Linked DNA regions of Homo sapiens: regions 1 and 3 are each linked to region 2. The links are chromatin loops, found by intact Hi-C in ENCODE. Cell type or tissue: IMR-90. All regions are shown on one strand.

Region 1 (5,000 bases), 170 kb after region 2:
TTAGTCAAATGCTCCCAGTCTATTTAGCACTGGCTCATACAAAGGAAGTATACTGTACTACTAGTAGGAATTGTAACAATGGAGAGATGGCAGGTACCTTAAAAATCTAGGATTGCAATTTGCATAGAGTAATTCAGTGCAAGATTGTATGGTAGACACTGTTGATGTTGGGGAGATGATCTGACAGAAAGGAAATTATTTTAAAGATTTCAGGCGTAAGACTTTTTTTTATGCTTAATGGTTGATTCTTGAGCAAATATGTTTTCCCTTCCTTCTAGAGTTCTGAGGAAACAGACATAACATTTGCCTGTATAAACAAATTCTTTGAATTTTTAAAAGATATCTGTCTCTAGTTCAGAAGGGTCTCTTTGGGATTGCTGTGTTTTTAACTATCTCTGTTTTCAGGGACTTAATGATCCTAGAGATCTGCAAGCATTGTCTGAGCTGAGGGAAAATTGTAAACATCAGGCACTTTGGTTAATAGTTGAAAGACCTGTTGTAACCCAACAGAGAATAAGGTAGAAGTCATTCCTAATTGGCCTGATGGGTGAGACAGGAGAGTGAATTCTCATGCAGCTTAGCAGTCAGCATAGGTATTGAAAGACAAGCCCCTGGGGAAGCAAGAGAGGAACCAAGGGCTTTTGTTGTATGTCTCATCAAACCTCTTAGGAGAAAGAAGAGGGAAATTGAGATATTGAGAAACCAAACAAGTAGTGTTACAAATGAGGCCTACTGGGAGTCCCAAAGGAAGCCAGATTCCTAATGAGAAAGCAATGGTCTAGGTTAAACAGTGACTTTTTTATTAAAAAAAGTTATTTTTTTTTTACTACTTGTTCTTGAGAAAGTTTCATGGCTAAGTGCTGGAGAGTTGAGGGCACCTGGAACTGTGCCCAAAGCAGAGCATAAAGGATTATTAAATTAAAAGAATGTGTATCATCTCAGTGAAACAGAAGGGATGAAATAACAGACCACCAATATTTAGAGCTGGGCAAAGAGAGAAGTGAAGAACAGAGGAGAGATTGTCTAGAGAGGTGGCGAGAAAACCAGCAAAGTACCAAGGAAGAAAGAGAGTTTCAAAGAGCATGGACGATGATGTCAGATATTCAGAAAAGTCAAATCAATGAATCCTGAAAGTAATTTATTACATTTTACAACTAGGAAGGTTTTTTTTTTTTTTAAGAATGTTAAGGGACTGGTGGGGATGGATACTAATTATTTTGTGTTGAAGAGAGAATGGGGGATGAAAAAATGTAGGGTAAAATACATATAAGCTACTCTTTTTAGCAGTGAGGCAGGGAAAGAAAAGAGAACTAGAAGAAAGGGGAGAAGTGTTTTGTGTTGTTTCAGTTTTAAACTAAATGGGGAATAATCGAGTATGTATATAGACTATGACAAAGGAGTCAGTAGAAAGAGAAAAAGTTATTAAGGAAACACTTGAAGTATATTCTTGATGGAGAAATCTGAGGAGCTCTATTTTCTCTGTCACTTGAACTTTATTTCATATGCTCCATGTAATTGGTCTTCCTGTTTCTTTTTCTAATAATGTGTAGATATGAAATAGCTCTTTTTATTGTCGGCTTCATCTCATTTAGGATCTAGACGTATAAGAAAATTATCCTTCTTAAATATCTTTTATTTTTATTCATGTTCTTTTGAAATTCAGGTACATCATGGAACTCTCTGTGTAGCACATTTGTTTTTCTTCTTTGCTCCATTTTCTTCATTGATACTAGTTGTGATTTTTTTTAATGACATCTCTTTTTTTGTGAATTTTCTTCCTTGATACCACTTCTCTCTTTGTAATTTAGAGTTATGAAATAAAGCTACTATTTATTGAACACTCCATTTTTTTCACCTGTGAAAACAGGGTTAATAATAGAATTGATTTCATACAGCTGTGAAGAATGTATGTAAGCAAATACATTTAGTGTTTAGAACATTGTCTCACATAAATGTTCAATGAATATCAGCTACTTCTTTTTCGTTTCTTATAACAATCCTAGAAGAGATTTGAGATAATACAATTTCCCTTATTTTACGGGTGAAGAAACTGAGACCCATAAAGTTTGAGTAATTTGCCTACAATCACACAGCTAAGTTCCAGGGCCAGAATTCAGATCCAGTTAGTCCAACTCCAGAGCTGAGTTCTTAACTTTTACCATTTTTTGTAAAACTTCAAAATCTGCTTTCTTGAAATCTATTCTTACCCTACCCTTCTGTCATGCCATGACTATGCCAATTGTAAGGTCCAGGGTCAGGTTTGAGCCCCAGCCGAGGTCCGAGGGGAGTGGGTAGATGGGCAGATAGCTGAAAGAACACTCGGGGGGCCATAGGCAGGGGAATATGGTTTTATTCAGCAGCTCTCTCATCAACAGCTCTCTCACACTGTCCGCCTTTATCTTGGTTGTCTGCTCCGGCTCCACAGCTCCTCTCAGCAGCCAGCTCTGCCGCTCTGGCTGCTCCCACACACAGCTGCACGGCCAGCTCTCCCTTGCCTGCAGTGTCAGCAGCTTAACTCCTTCCCTCTGGGCATGAGTGTGAGCCATGTCGAGCCATGTAGTACCCTGGCTCCCCTCTGTCCATCTGCAAGATGGACAACTCCGGTACTCTCTTTTTCTCTAGGTGCAATAGCCAAGCCATGCCATGCCATACTGACCCATGCTAAACCAAGCCCCCCATGCACAGTGTCAGCAGGGCAATTATACCTTTAACAGACAATAAATAATGGCTTACAGCCAAGTATGAACTTACACAAACAGGTTATTTAACAAGTGGAGTATGTGCCTGCATCCTAAACTCACTGAGTCATGCAGGCCTGGATGTCTGCCTTGGCCTATTTCTTGACCAAAGCACATCCATGTACCTTATACCTTCCTTGTTAATAATTAACTGTAGGGTACATAGCCAATTTCTTGCATAATTCTCTTATTTTCCCTCTGTATCCATGCTGTTTTTTCTCTCTAGTCATTTATTATTAATATTCTCCACTGTTCTAGTCAATTCCACAGTGAAATCATAGCTATTTTCCCCCCTTGTTTCACCTAAGTGATTTGTGAGTTTTGGTATAGTAGGTGCCTGCATGAAATAGAGCGCTCACTGCTCACCTTCCCTTTCTATCAGATAGATTTATTTTGGACAAGGTTTTCTATTCCTTTGCTGCCTTCTCATGTGGACTTCAGCCCAAGATTTGATGGGCTCCATTTCTCTTACTACCTTTTTATTCATTGCCATATAAGCATATGACAAACATAACTCCTGACTCGCCAGCACCTTTCAACCCTTTTATTCTTCTCACAAATAACATAGGAACTAATATTATAGTAAGAACTATACCTGAAAAAATAAAATTTTTTCTAATACGTTTTTGAGTAAATCAGAATCTGAGCCCTCTTGAGCCTCCACCTGAGGTATATCCCCAGCTCTTGCTGTGAATGTAGTTAAGTTTTCAAAATTGAGTTGGGGAGACATTGATTCTCTCAACCTGTTGTGTCCTTTGAAACTCTTGCCAATTTTTCATTATCTTTGTTCTCATGTTTTTAGTCACTTCCTTGTACATTCATATCTACGTAGGTATATTTATATTGTTTACACGTATTTATTCACATAAACTGTCAGATACAACTTTCTTAAATTGCTAATCACTGTTGTGATGATTGATGTGACCTAGACTAACTTACCATTGACCCTCTGTTAAAAAAGGGCTCGTTTAATTAGTAAGACCTGGAGAGAACCACTGTATTTAAGGTTATTTCATCCAATAAACGTGGTTTTGTAGAGGATGTTTATAGTTGTAAATGTAATTATTGTAGCTGGCGCAGCCAGATCTCTATTTAGAGATAATATTAGGAGACACTTAATGATCAGCATGTATAGTTATGTTTCTCTTTCTACTTTTCAAAAACTTTTCCTGGATTTATATATATTTGTGCACATGTGTGTGAGTGTGGGTGTGTGTATATTACAAAGAAAGTTCAGAGAGGTAGCAGCGATTATTTTTGAAAGTTGGAGAAAGCAGAGTTGGCAGGATGAATGATGGCCCTGTGTTTACGTATGTCATTGGTAACAGCTGCACTGAAAAGTTGGGCGTCTCAGTTTCTCATCTGCCACTTTCTTACTGTACTTCAGAGTTGGAGCCATTCCATTATCTGAAATGAGTGAATTGTCCTCTTTTTTCGAATATCCGATATAATTTGTATTTTCTTTTTAGTCACTCAAAATTGGTGATTTTTATAGTATACCGATTGGATGCATATTTGACAACTAAGCAATTGTGTTCTCTCACTTAGATTCAAAATCTGTGAGTTCAGCTGACTAATTAGTGGTCTGGATTTTTAAAATCATGGTAAAACGAAGACAATAAATGATATGTTTCCTTTAAAAATTTGTGTATTTGAAAACAAAGATAAAATGAAAGGTAATCCTATGTATTATAAGCAGACTAAGTTGCTTATCTACCATGGACACAGGACATTACTTTTATAGTGTCGATTTTTGATAGTAATTTTTATATAGCTACATTCCAGGCTTTTTTGAACAAAAGAGTTAATGTTAAGAGGCAAATGGTAGACAGTTACTAATCAGTGATTAAAACCTTTGTTTGCAGATATTTTACATACAAAAATTTAGACATTTATATTCAATTTACCTAATTTACAGATATGCTACTCTTAAAACACTTCTTTTTATAAGCTAATATATTATACAAGCCAAAGTCCTATTTATTTTCTGGGCTAGCATTTGTATCTAAGGTGCTATTATGGAAGGATGACTACTGATTTCCCATCTGTTTCAGTTGGAGAAGAGTCATGCCAATTGTATTCATTGCTCATTTTGGGTGAAAACTGAGCACATATCTAACTGCTTTTGAGTATATGTTGCCCCTGAAGCTAGGTAGTTTATTCTTCTAACACTCATTTTCAACTTAAGTGAAAAGCATATCAGAATGCTTTTTATTAGTGACTGTAAGGATTGACACACACACAAAGGAGAAACATTTAGGA
Region 2 (5,000 bases):
TGTAACTAGAGGAAGTTGTTCTGGAGTTGGGAGAGCTGAAGTTTTGAAGTGGGGTAGGGAAAAGGAAAATATTCATTATGTTTATATTAGTATTTTTATTATTATAAAAGTAAAGCATTCTTAGAACATTCAAACTATACTTAAAGGTATAAATTGCAAAGGGAAAAGTTCTCTCTGTTCTGGATATACAATCAACAGTTTTCTGTTCTTTTTTCCAGAAATATTCTATGCATATAGGAACACATAGATGTGTATACATTTTTTCCACAAATGGTTTAAAATATTAAACATGCTTTTCTCCCAAATTAGCCTGTACATATTCACACATCAGTACACACTGATCTCATTTAAGAAAATTGGTGCATACCTTTGTATGCTTTTACCATAATTTAAGAAGAAGCTGACTACTTTTTTTAAGTCAGAAATACTGGGAAGGGGAAGAGCATGGTGGTGGTGCACGCCTGTAATCCCAGAACTTTGGGAGGTCAAGGCGGGCGGATTGCTTGAGCTCAAGAGTAGGAGACCAGCGTCGGTAACATGATGAAACCCCGTTTCTACAAAAATTAGCCAGGCGTGGTGGTGCGCACCCGTAGTCCCAGCTATTTAGGAGGCTGAGGTGGGAGGATGGCTTGAGCCCAGGAGAGAAGGTTGCAGTCAGCCGAGATGGCGCCACTGCACTCCAGCCTGGGCGACAGGCCCTGTCTCGGAAAAAAAAAAAAAAATACTGCGAAGGTAAAATAAACATATATTTAACATATTATATATTTGAAACAGCCATTGTCACAGTGGATAACAGTCACAGGTGTATAATAGTGAAAGTTCGTTAAATTAATATTTCTTCGTGTTTGTTGACTCGTACAACCCATTAGTGTTTTGATTGGTTGCATTTGTCTTTTCATTCATAACTGCTGAAAACTTTCTCCCTAACTAACCTGAGGAAGTGGTAAAAGTCAAACTTTTTTCCGGTATGAGGCCACCCTTGGTGCTGTCTGTAATTATCTAGACATGGCAGCCAGGATCCAACAGCTTTGCGTTTTAACTCATATGGTCTTTCCTGGCGAATTCCTTGCCCCCCTCTGCTCCCCACTTAGCTTGACTTCCTGTCTTTTATCATCCGCAATCTATCAAGATCCTACAATGTGCTCAGTGTAGGGCGGAACAAATCACTGTTTTACCTCACAATTTAAGGAAGGCAGGGGGCTAGTTTTTAAGATAAAAATCTTTTAACAAAACATAAACTCCCCAAAATTTCCTACAAGCCAAACAGCATTGTCACACCCTCACAAGCTCTTATTACTTACACAGCCAAATGACTCAAGATTACTAACGTTTCTATTCATAAGGAGTTTGCTGGCCTCAGATCAACACAATCAAGCCCTCCCCCACCTTCCTTCTCTCTCCCCTGGGAGACTGACGTTTGGAACTCACGCCGCACCAGGTTTTTTCAGAATGAAGACGATGTGTGTTCGCTGCTGGAACTGTTTGTCCTGGGATTTTATAAACACCTCCCCCACTCCTTTTTAAAGTTCTGTTTTTGAGGTGGGGGAAAAGGAGGTCGGAATCTGTTTAGCCTTTAAATCTCCCAATTCAGAAATATATTCTAAGAATTTAATAGAAAAAGACCAAGGGCTGTGTCTGCTATTTACTGCAGAACTGGGTATTCCTATCAGAAATCACCTACATGTGTCACCAAGATCAGAGACAAGGATGAGGGAAACAGCATGATCCCTGCCTTCTGGAGGGTTACAGTTGAAGCTTCCGCTGCTTCTGCACTTGACCTCAAAACAAACAAAAAACCCACCGCAAACAACAACAAAAAAATCCAGGCCCACCTTTCCCCTTGGATCTTTCACTTGACAGCTTTCTCGGCCCAAAATAAGGCACCCTACATCTGAATGCATCCCTAAGGCCTTACCGCACCCAGTCCAGGAGGCAGTCCTGGCAGCTGCCCTCCACCGAACTCCGCGCTTTTTCACACACGCTCGTGGAAGGAGAAAACCGCTCAAACAACTGGACTCGGCCCGTTTCCTTTCGGTAACCTCCCCACAGCCCAACACGCTGTCCCCAGACGCTGCCCGCTCCCACCCCGGTCCCTTCGTGATCCTCCCGCGCGCGGGCGGGGCGGGGGAGGAGCGCGGGGGCGGCCGGGAGGGGCGCGGCCGGGAGGGGGCGCCGCCGGGGCGCGAGCCAGACACAGAGGGCCGCGGAGGACGCGGGAGGCGAGCGGGGAGCCGAGGTCGTGCTAGGATCCCGCGCCCAGGGGCCTTCGTCGAGGGAGGGGCGTGGCGGCGGCAGCAGGAGGGCAGCAGGAGCTGTCAGGCTGGCGGTTCCGCGCCGCGGCTCCTTCTGCGCTGCGCCCGCAACTCTGGGCTGAGAACTTCTCCCGCCGGCCCACTCGCCCTCGCCCCGCGCACTCGGCGCCAGGCGACTCCCGCACCTTGTACCCGGCCCGCCCCGCCTCCTCCTTCGGCCGCACCACTCCCCCTGCCGGCCGCGCTTCTCTCCGTTACAAAGGAGGGAAAATGAGCCGGGCGGCGGCGGCGCGGCGCGGGGCCACCACGGCGGCGGCGAGCGCGGCCGCCCCCGGCACCACGTAAACCGCCCCCGCCCGCCCAGCTGCGGCCCAGGCCGGAGCGGAGCCTGCCGTCCTCCGCCTGCCTGCTGCTCGCCTCCCTAGACCTGCGCGTCGCTTCCCGGCCCGCCGAGGAGGTGGTGGAGGAGGAGGCGCCGCTTTCCCCGCGGCGCGCGCCCTCGCCGTTGTCTGAGCTGTGCCTGGACCAGTTTGGGGAAGTTGTCGGGGCTCCGCGTCGCCCAGATGTGTGACCTCATTGAGCCGCAGCCGGCCGAGAAGATCGGCAAGATGAAGAAGTTGCGGAGAACTTTGTCGGAGAGTTTCAGTCGCATTGGTGAGTAGCGCGCTGCCCCCGGCCCCCCCAGCGCCCGCTCCCCTCGGCCTGCGCCCCCGCCGCGTTCCTGGCACCAGCCATGCAGCTGCCAGCGGGGCTGGCGTGGGGTGCGTTGTAGGCGGGGATCGAGGGCACAGTGCTAGGGACCCGGGGGAGGGCAAGGACGTAAAGGAAAGAGACCCCTCTTCCTCAGGATCTGGGGGTTCATTTGTAGATTCTCTCAAGCCTACAATATGGGTTCTCCCCTCCTCCGCCACTAGTGCTCGCCCTTTCGCGCGCGTGGGGGACGGGCGAGGGGACCCCTCGGCCCCCACCGCGCAAGGGGCTGCGCGGCTGCTTGGGCCACTTGTTATTTTTTGCGCACAGGCTTGGATATTGGGCGTTTAGTCAGTAATTTAGCTTTGGAAATTGGTGAAACGTTAGACTGTGCCCTGGTATTGTTTAACGTATCCAACCTAAAGGGAAGTGGGACAGTTACCTTGGGACCTATTGTTCGGTACTTCGGGTCCTGGAAAGCGAGATTTGGGTGTTCAGTCTCGAGGTCTCTGAATCTTCCCGCTGCTGGAGAGAAATGCGCGCTGTGGAGTTGTCTGGACATTTAGGAATGTCTCTCGAACTTGTTCCATTTAATAGAGCTCAGGGGCTGTTGTCTTTAAACCAAACAACAAACCAACTGACCAACAGTGTTTAGGACAGTGACGAATAAATGCATGTCACAGGTTGTAATAGGGTGACAGCAGTATCACGTGGAATGGGTTTGTTAGATTTTGAGTACTGGGCATAGAAAACCCCTTTTAACCTGAAGAGTTAGCTGCCTCCCCTACTGTCACAACTTTCACTAATAACATGTAACTGCCCTGAGCAAGAGAATGCTATAGACACAAAAGATAACCCCTGCGAGTCCCTAGGAAGCTGCCTAGTCTTTGTTTCACTTGTTTTAAATGTCATCCATGTTAACGAAAGTGTTAATGGAAATTAAACATAAAGGTACTTAATTCCTTAAAATAAAACCCTGGGATGCACATGAGTGTTACAGATATCCTTCCACCCATTCATTGTAAGATATGCAAACTTTCTTCAAGTGAGAGAGTACAATGGATCGAAATTTAGCCAAGTTTTTTTTTTTTTTTTTGTCTTTCGACTTAAAATTTTGTGTTGGTATGCAAAATCTTTCCCCAGATGACTGTAAAGTTATGGTATGAAACCAATCTTTAGTTTTATTTATTGCATGTATTGGATATTAATTTCACTCTTCAGAATTAGGGATACATGTGGAGAGTCCCTGCATTAAGATGAAGTTTGAAGCCAAGAAGAGTGTGAGAGAGGGAAATGTTGAGTCGTGTGCATTATTAACGAGGATGTTTCAACCCTGACCCAAACCGTCGCAGAGGCGGGTTCTGGAGTCCATTAAGCCGTGTTCTAAAACACATTAACTATATATTTACTAATGCTAATGATTCTGCTGGAGCCCCTCCAGTTTTGTGTTAAATAATTCATTGCAATTGAGTCTCAGTAAGAAACCAAGGACATTAATCTAAAAGTTCCTTATATTTAAATAATTTCAAGGTTTTGATCGACAATCAGTAAAATTTGGATTAAGTACAGTGCTGGCAAATGGGGGTATTATAGTTAATTGGATTTTCTAGCTTACTGAGATTTAGTGATGTGAAACTCCTTTTGAATCCAACTCTTGTTAAAATGTCTTCTAAGAGCTGGTGGATTTTATATCCTCCCTTTAGGACACAGAATGCAGTGCAGTGAGCACAGCTGATTATTTCTTGTATTGATGGAAAATATGATTCTGAATCGTAGATCTCATTATGGAGTATTGTAATAGGAGATATTGAAGTGATTATAGTTGTATACCAAGCCAACGACATTCAAAGTAGCATTACAGAAACAAAATCTGTATCTTCTTATTTTCTTGATGTTTTATATTGTATTTGCAAAATTAAAACCAGTGAACTCATTCTGATTATCTAAGGATTTTTTTTTTTTTTTTTTGAGACGGAGTCTCGCTCTGTCGCCCAGGCTGGAGTGCAGTGGCGGGATCTCGGCTCACTGCAAGCTCCGCCTCCCGGGTTCACGCCATTC
Region 3 (5,000 bases), 440 kb after region 2:
GTATAAACTATCCTTGTTGAGTATCATTTACAAATAATATCTTGTAAATGGTAATTTTACTCTGTAGTAGGTTAAATAATGGATACCCAAAGATAGTAAGTCCTTACACCTGGAACCTATAATCCAACCTTATTTGGAAAAATGGGTCTTTGCAGGTGGGATTAAGTTGAGGGTCGTGAAATGGGGTAATTATCGTTGAGTATCCAGGTAAGCCATAAGTTCAGTCATTGATGTTCTTATAAAAGAGAGGCAGAAGGAGATTTGACACAGAAGAGAAAGCAGTGTGAAGAGGGAGGCAGAAATTGGAGTGATGCATCCACAAGCCAAGTAATGCCAGCACCCACCAGAAGCTGGAGGAGGCAAGAAACTGCTTCTCCCCTAAACCCCCCAGAGGGGACAAGGCCCTACTAACATCTTAGTTTCAGCCCATTGAAAACAAGTTTGGCTTCAGGCTCCAGAACTGTGAGAGAGCACATTTCTCGTTTTAAGCCACCAAGTTTGTGTTGTTACAGCAGTCACGGGAAATCAATACATTCATATTAACATATTTTTGAAGATAATATAATTTTCTAAAACACAATTGAGGATGTCAAGCTTTTGAAGTGTTCTGAATCAATTCAATAACTTTGTCGTATTTAATTTTGATGTAACTGAAATGAATATTTAAATTAAAATTTTAAAGCACTACATTTTTCAGGGTAAAGGTTGACAATCAGCACACATTACAGAACAACAAGATGGTGAGCAATTTGGGCATGCCTATGTATCATTTTGACATACGCGTGAGGATTTTCATTGGCCTCAAGTTTGCAGCTGAAGTAAAAGCATCGTGGATGAATTGAGCATTTTTATTATTATGTCCTGCCAGCTTCCAGAAATGATTCAAAACCTCTTGGAGCTACCTAATCTATAAGGCTGTTAAAGGTAGAAGAGCAGGTGCCTAGAGGTGAGCTGTGACTTGCAGAGTGCCAAGCCAGTTTTCCATGCAGTCTTTATCATCAGTGGTAGCTCCTGACACCACAGAACTTGAAATTGCCCTCAACCCTTCCTTTACAAATGCTATTTTAAAGAATAATCTTACATAGGCACTCCAGATGAAGGTGGACCTGTGACCATAACTTCCTCTCCTCTATTCGTGCTTTTTAGGTCGAAAAGTCCAATTAGAATGCATCTTTTAAAGCAGTACTTCTCAAACTTCAGTATGCTTGTAAACCACCTGGGGTTCTTCATGAGCTGTAGATTCTGATTCAGCAGGGAGTGGGACCTGAGCTTCTGCAGGTGGTGGTGATGCTGCTAGTTCATGGACCACACTTTGAGCAGCAGGGCTGTAGCATCTAGTGCTCCTGCTTACAGGTTTCTCCCTGTTTTTCCCTATTTTGAGGCACAGTTTCAGGCAGTCAGGCTGGTTCTGCTGCATTTGCTTGGCAACATCACCTCCCTCCAGCCTCTGCAGCTTCCACCCTTGGGCTGCTGCACGTGCACGTACATTTCCACTGCTGTGGCTCCCACAGTGCACAGTTGGGGACTGAGTCTGAAGCTGTGTCACAATAACATCACTCAGTCTGAAAAGAGAGAAAAGTTGTTGAGATGAGAGTGAAATCCATAAGGGAATCAGGGTTTAGAGAGACAGGGAATATAAAAACAGTAGGAGAACAGGGAGAGGGAAAAGCATGAAAATTTAGTTGGGGAAAAACATTTGAAATGTGCTACTTTCACTGCAGAATTTTCCAGGCACTAAGAGCATTTTCTGGAGTAATTTTAGATTTATTTATTTGTTATCCTCGACTTTCTTTAGCAGCCACCTGCTTGTTGTGTTCATTCATCCACCAATCTTTTGTGACCTTCTGTATACAGGCTGAAAACTTTTTTTAAAAAAATCTCTGAACTGTATAACTAAGTGCTGCAGCCTCTGAGAGACTGTCTAGTTAAATTGGGCCAGACAGTGGTCCCAACCGGGCTGATGTTAGAATCACTGAGGAGGTTTAGAAAATTCTGCATATCTTGCTGCACCTTGGACCAGTTAAATAGGAATTTAGGGGATAGGTCACAGTCATTCGCACTTTTTTCTTTTTCTTTTTTTTTAATCAGTATTTTAAAATATTCCTTAGATGATTCCTGTGTCCAGCCAAGCACCACTAAATGAGACAGTAACCTTCTAGCAGGTGAATTGAACTCATTTTTTAAAAACCCCTAAGAGCTGTTTTTCTGTGTGTGTGTTGCTTCCTATATAAACCTTTGCAATGTTGAAAACTCTACATAATATTTTGGAAACACCCTCTCCTTCAATCCATCACCTGCAGCCAAGCAGCTGATTAAATATTGAAGCTGCTTTCTGAAGCCCTGGCAGCTTTTCATTTTCTCAGTCCAGTGGCTCCCCCTGCTGTCTTTACCAGGTAGAGTTCACTTCTCTACAGAACCTCACTACAGATTCTGCTGCTCCGCAAAACACAACCCAGAATCATAGTATTTTAAGGAAGATTTTCTAATCCCACATCAAGCCTGTATGTTACTGCCAAAAATGAACATTCAGAATACTCTAATCTCTTACCTAGTGGTAGTTTAGGTAAGGCCTAGGGAATGATGGAAGAAAGGAACTATATATATGTAAATAGATAAACTCACACCTGTGTACACACACACACACATACACATACACACACACACACACACACACACACACACACATTGATAGCTTATCTGGCTACCAGAAAAATATTCTGTTAGCCATGTGATTGTGCTGGTTCCCTGCAAAATAATTAGCATTGACACTGTAGAAAGTGGGGAAGGAAAGCTTTCATGACTAACTTCTCTGCCCTCCTTCATCTAATTATACCCTTCCTTATCAACCCACTTCTCCCTGTCTACCCTCTAAGCTGTAATTGCAGCCACATAAAAACAAAAGTAAATATATGGGCATCTGTGTGACCTCATCTTGTCACCCAGACTCTGTTGTATATTACCTCAGGATTAAACTAGTGCACTGTGTCTATGGAGGCAGAATTTGATCCTTATTTTGTCTGAATGCAAAATGCAACCTTAATTCTGCCTAAACCTCATAAAGGTGCTGATTCCATTTTACACAGCTTTTATCGTTAGAATGCCCTTCTTTGCTGTATATCAATATCTTTACCCCATTGGTCCTTGTTGTCATGTGGCTCCGCATAAGTCAGTCTCCCATTCACAATGTAGCACTTAATCTATTCAAAGCGATATCCCAAAACATTTTTTTCTCAACAGCATTTCCAGTCAGCCCAATGGGACATGGGGCACACCCCTCCCCCCACCCCCAACCTTTCTGAATACACTCCACAGAGGACCGTTTATTTTTGTCCCTTGTCACATGTAGCATCTGGTACTGGCACAGCAATCCAGATGTGTTCTGACTAGTATATCATATGATTAAATGATTACATCTGTATGAATTGTTTATTGCTGCATAACATTAACAAAAATGTAGTGACTAAGGCACATTTATCATCTCTCAGTTTCTGTGGGTTGGGATTCCTGGCATGACTTAGCTAGGCCCTCTGCTTCATGGTCTTTTTTTTTTTTTTTTTTTTTGAGACGGAGTCTCGCTCTGTCGCCCAGGCCGGACTGCGGACTGCAGTGGCGCAATCTCGGCTCACTGCAAGCTCTGCTTCCCGGGTTCACGCCATTCTCCTGCCTCAGCCTCCCGAGTAGCTGGGACTACAGGCGCCTGCCACCGCACCCGGCTAATTTTTTGTATTTTTAGTAGAGACGGGGTTTCACCTTGTTAGCCAGGATGGTCTCGATCTCCTGACCTCGTGATCCACCCGCCTCGGCCTCCCAAAGTGCTGGGATTATAGGCGTGAGCCACTGCGCCCAGCTGCTTCATGGTCTTAAAAGGCTGTAATCAAGGTATCAGCTGGGGCAGCAGTCTGACATGAGGGTCGGCTGGAGCTCATGTGGTTCTTGGCAACACTCAGTTTCTTGCAGGCTGTGGAACTAAGGACTCAGGTTCTTGCTGGCTGTTGGCTGAAGCCACCCCCAGTTCCTTGCCTTCAGGCCTTCCCAACGTGGCTGCTTGCTTCCTCAAAGCCAGCAAGGGAGCAAGTCCACTAGCACAATGGCTGTTATCATTGTACACAATATACAGTTGACCTGTGAACAACACAACTTTGGAATTCACAAGTCCACTTAGATGTGGATTTTTTTTCAATTAAAGTTATACCAAATGTGCCTGTCTCTCCTGCCTCCCCTTCTGTCACCTCCATGTCTTCCACATCTGCCCCCCTTGAGATAGCAGGACCAAGCCCTCTTCCTCCTCCTCAGCCTACTCAACATGAAGATAAAGATGAAGACCTTTATGTTTCACTTCCACTTAATAATTAGTAACTACATTTTTCTTCCTCTTGATTTTCCTAATATTCTTTTTTTCTAGCTTACTTTATTGTAAGGATATAGTATATAATAAATATAACATATATATAGTTGGTAAGACTTCTGTTCAACAGTAGGCTATTAGTAGTTAAGTTTTGGGAGAGCCAAGAGTTTTATGGGAATTTTTGACTGTGCATGGGGTTGGTGCCCCAACCCCTGCATTGTTCAAGGGCCAGTTGTAATCTCAGAAGTGATATCTCATCACTTTTGCCATATTCTGTTGGTTAGAAGTTCCTGCTCCCACCCACACTGAAGGCGAAGGTTGTGAACAGCAGGAGGTGGGAATCACAGGGGTGAGCTTAGAGTCAACCCTCCTAATCTCTTTTGACTTCTAGTAGGTGATCTTATAGAAGTTTTTATTCAGCTAAAAACCACAAGTCTTTTTTTATGCAGCTTGCTGCATGCCACCTGTTCCCATCTTGAACGATCAATTAATAGAATCTAAGTACTGGACTTTATGTTTATAGCTATCACATTTTCCTGGTGTTAGGTTCAGCCAGTTGTTCATGCCTTATTAAATATTTTTGAATCCTGGTTCAGCCATCAGAATACTACACATCCCTTCTATTTCACGTCATCTGAAAAATGTAAGACATCCC

What was found. Peaks named below come from ENCODE experiments on the same cell type or tissue, not always from the same donor. Only the 100,000 strongest peaks of a DNase experiment are listed, where the experiment ranks them.
Region 1: it touches region 2 in a loop (2.3-fold over the local background); 3 of 110 quality-filtered maps call a loop at or near these places.
Region 3: it touches region 2 in a loop (14-fold over the local background); 14 of 110 quality-filtered maps call a loop at or near these places.

The regions. Positions count from the first base shown.
Region 1 is chr7:90,764,440-90,769,439 of GRCh38, forward strand. All of the region lies in intron 4 of CDK14 (cyclin dependent kinase 14), which reads left to right. Among named protein-coding and RNA genes, the nearest start is that of CDK14, 170 kb to the left of the region's middle. RefSeq lists enhancers at 271-842, 2,043-2,544, 2,545-3,044. In IMR-90, no CTCF peak of the experiment used is centred here; DNase peaks (open chromatin) are centred at 2,502 and 2,802; H3K27ac peaks cover 389 bases.
Region 2 is chr7:90,593,813-90,598,812 of GRCh38, forward strand. CDK14 (cyclin dependent kinase 14) reads left to right here and starts at 2,509. Exons shown (of 15, transcript NM_001287135.2): 1 at 2,509-2,906. The coding sequence starts at 2,816. RefSeq lists silencers at 2,117-2,316, 2,337-2,646, 2,837-3,036, 3,097-3,146. In IMR-90, a CTCF peak has its summit at 2,490 (motif pointing left); a DNase peak (open chromatin) is centred at 1,359; H3K4me3 peaks cover 3,018 bases; H3K27ac peaks cover 2,209 bases.
Region 3 is chr7:91,032,294-91,037,293 of GRCh38, forward strand. All of the region lies in intron 10 of CDK14 (cyclin dependent kinase 14), which reads left to right. Among named protein-coding and RNA genes, the nearest start is that of FZD1, 230 kb to the right of the region's middle. In IMR-90, a CTCF peak has its summit at 2,377 (motif pointing left); DNase peaks (open chromatin) are centred at 2,378 and 3,478; H3K27ac peaks cover 282 bases.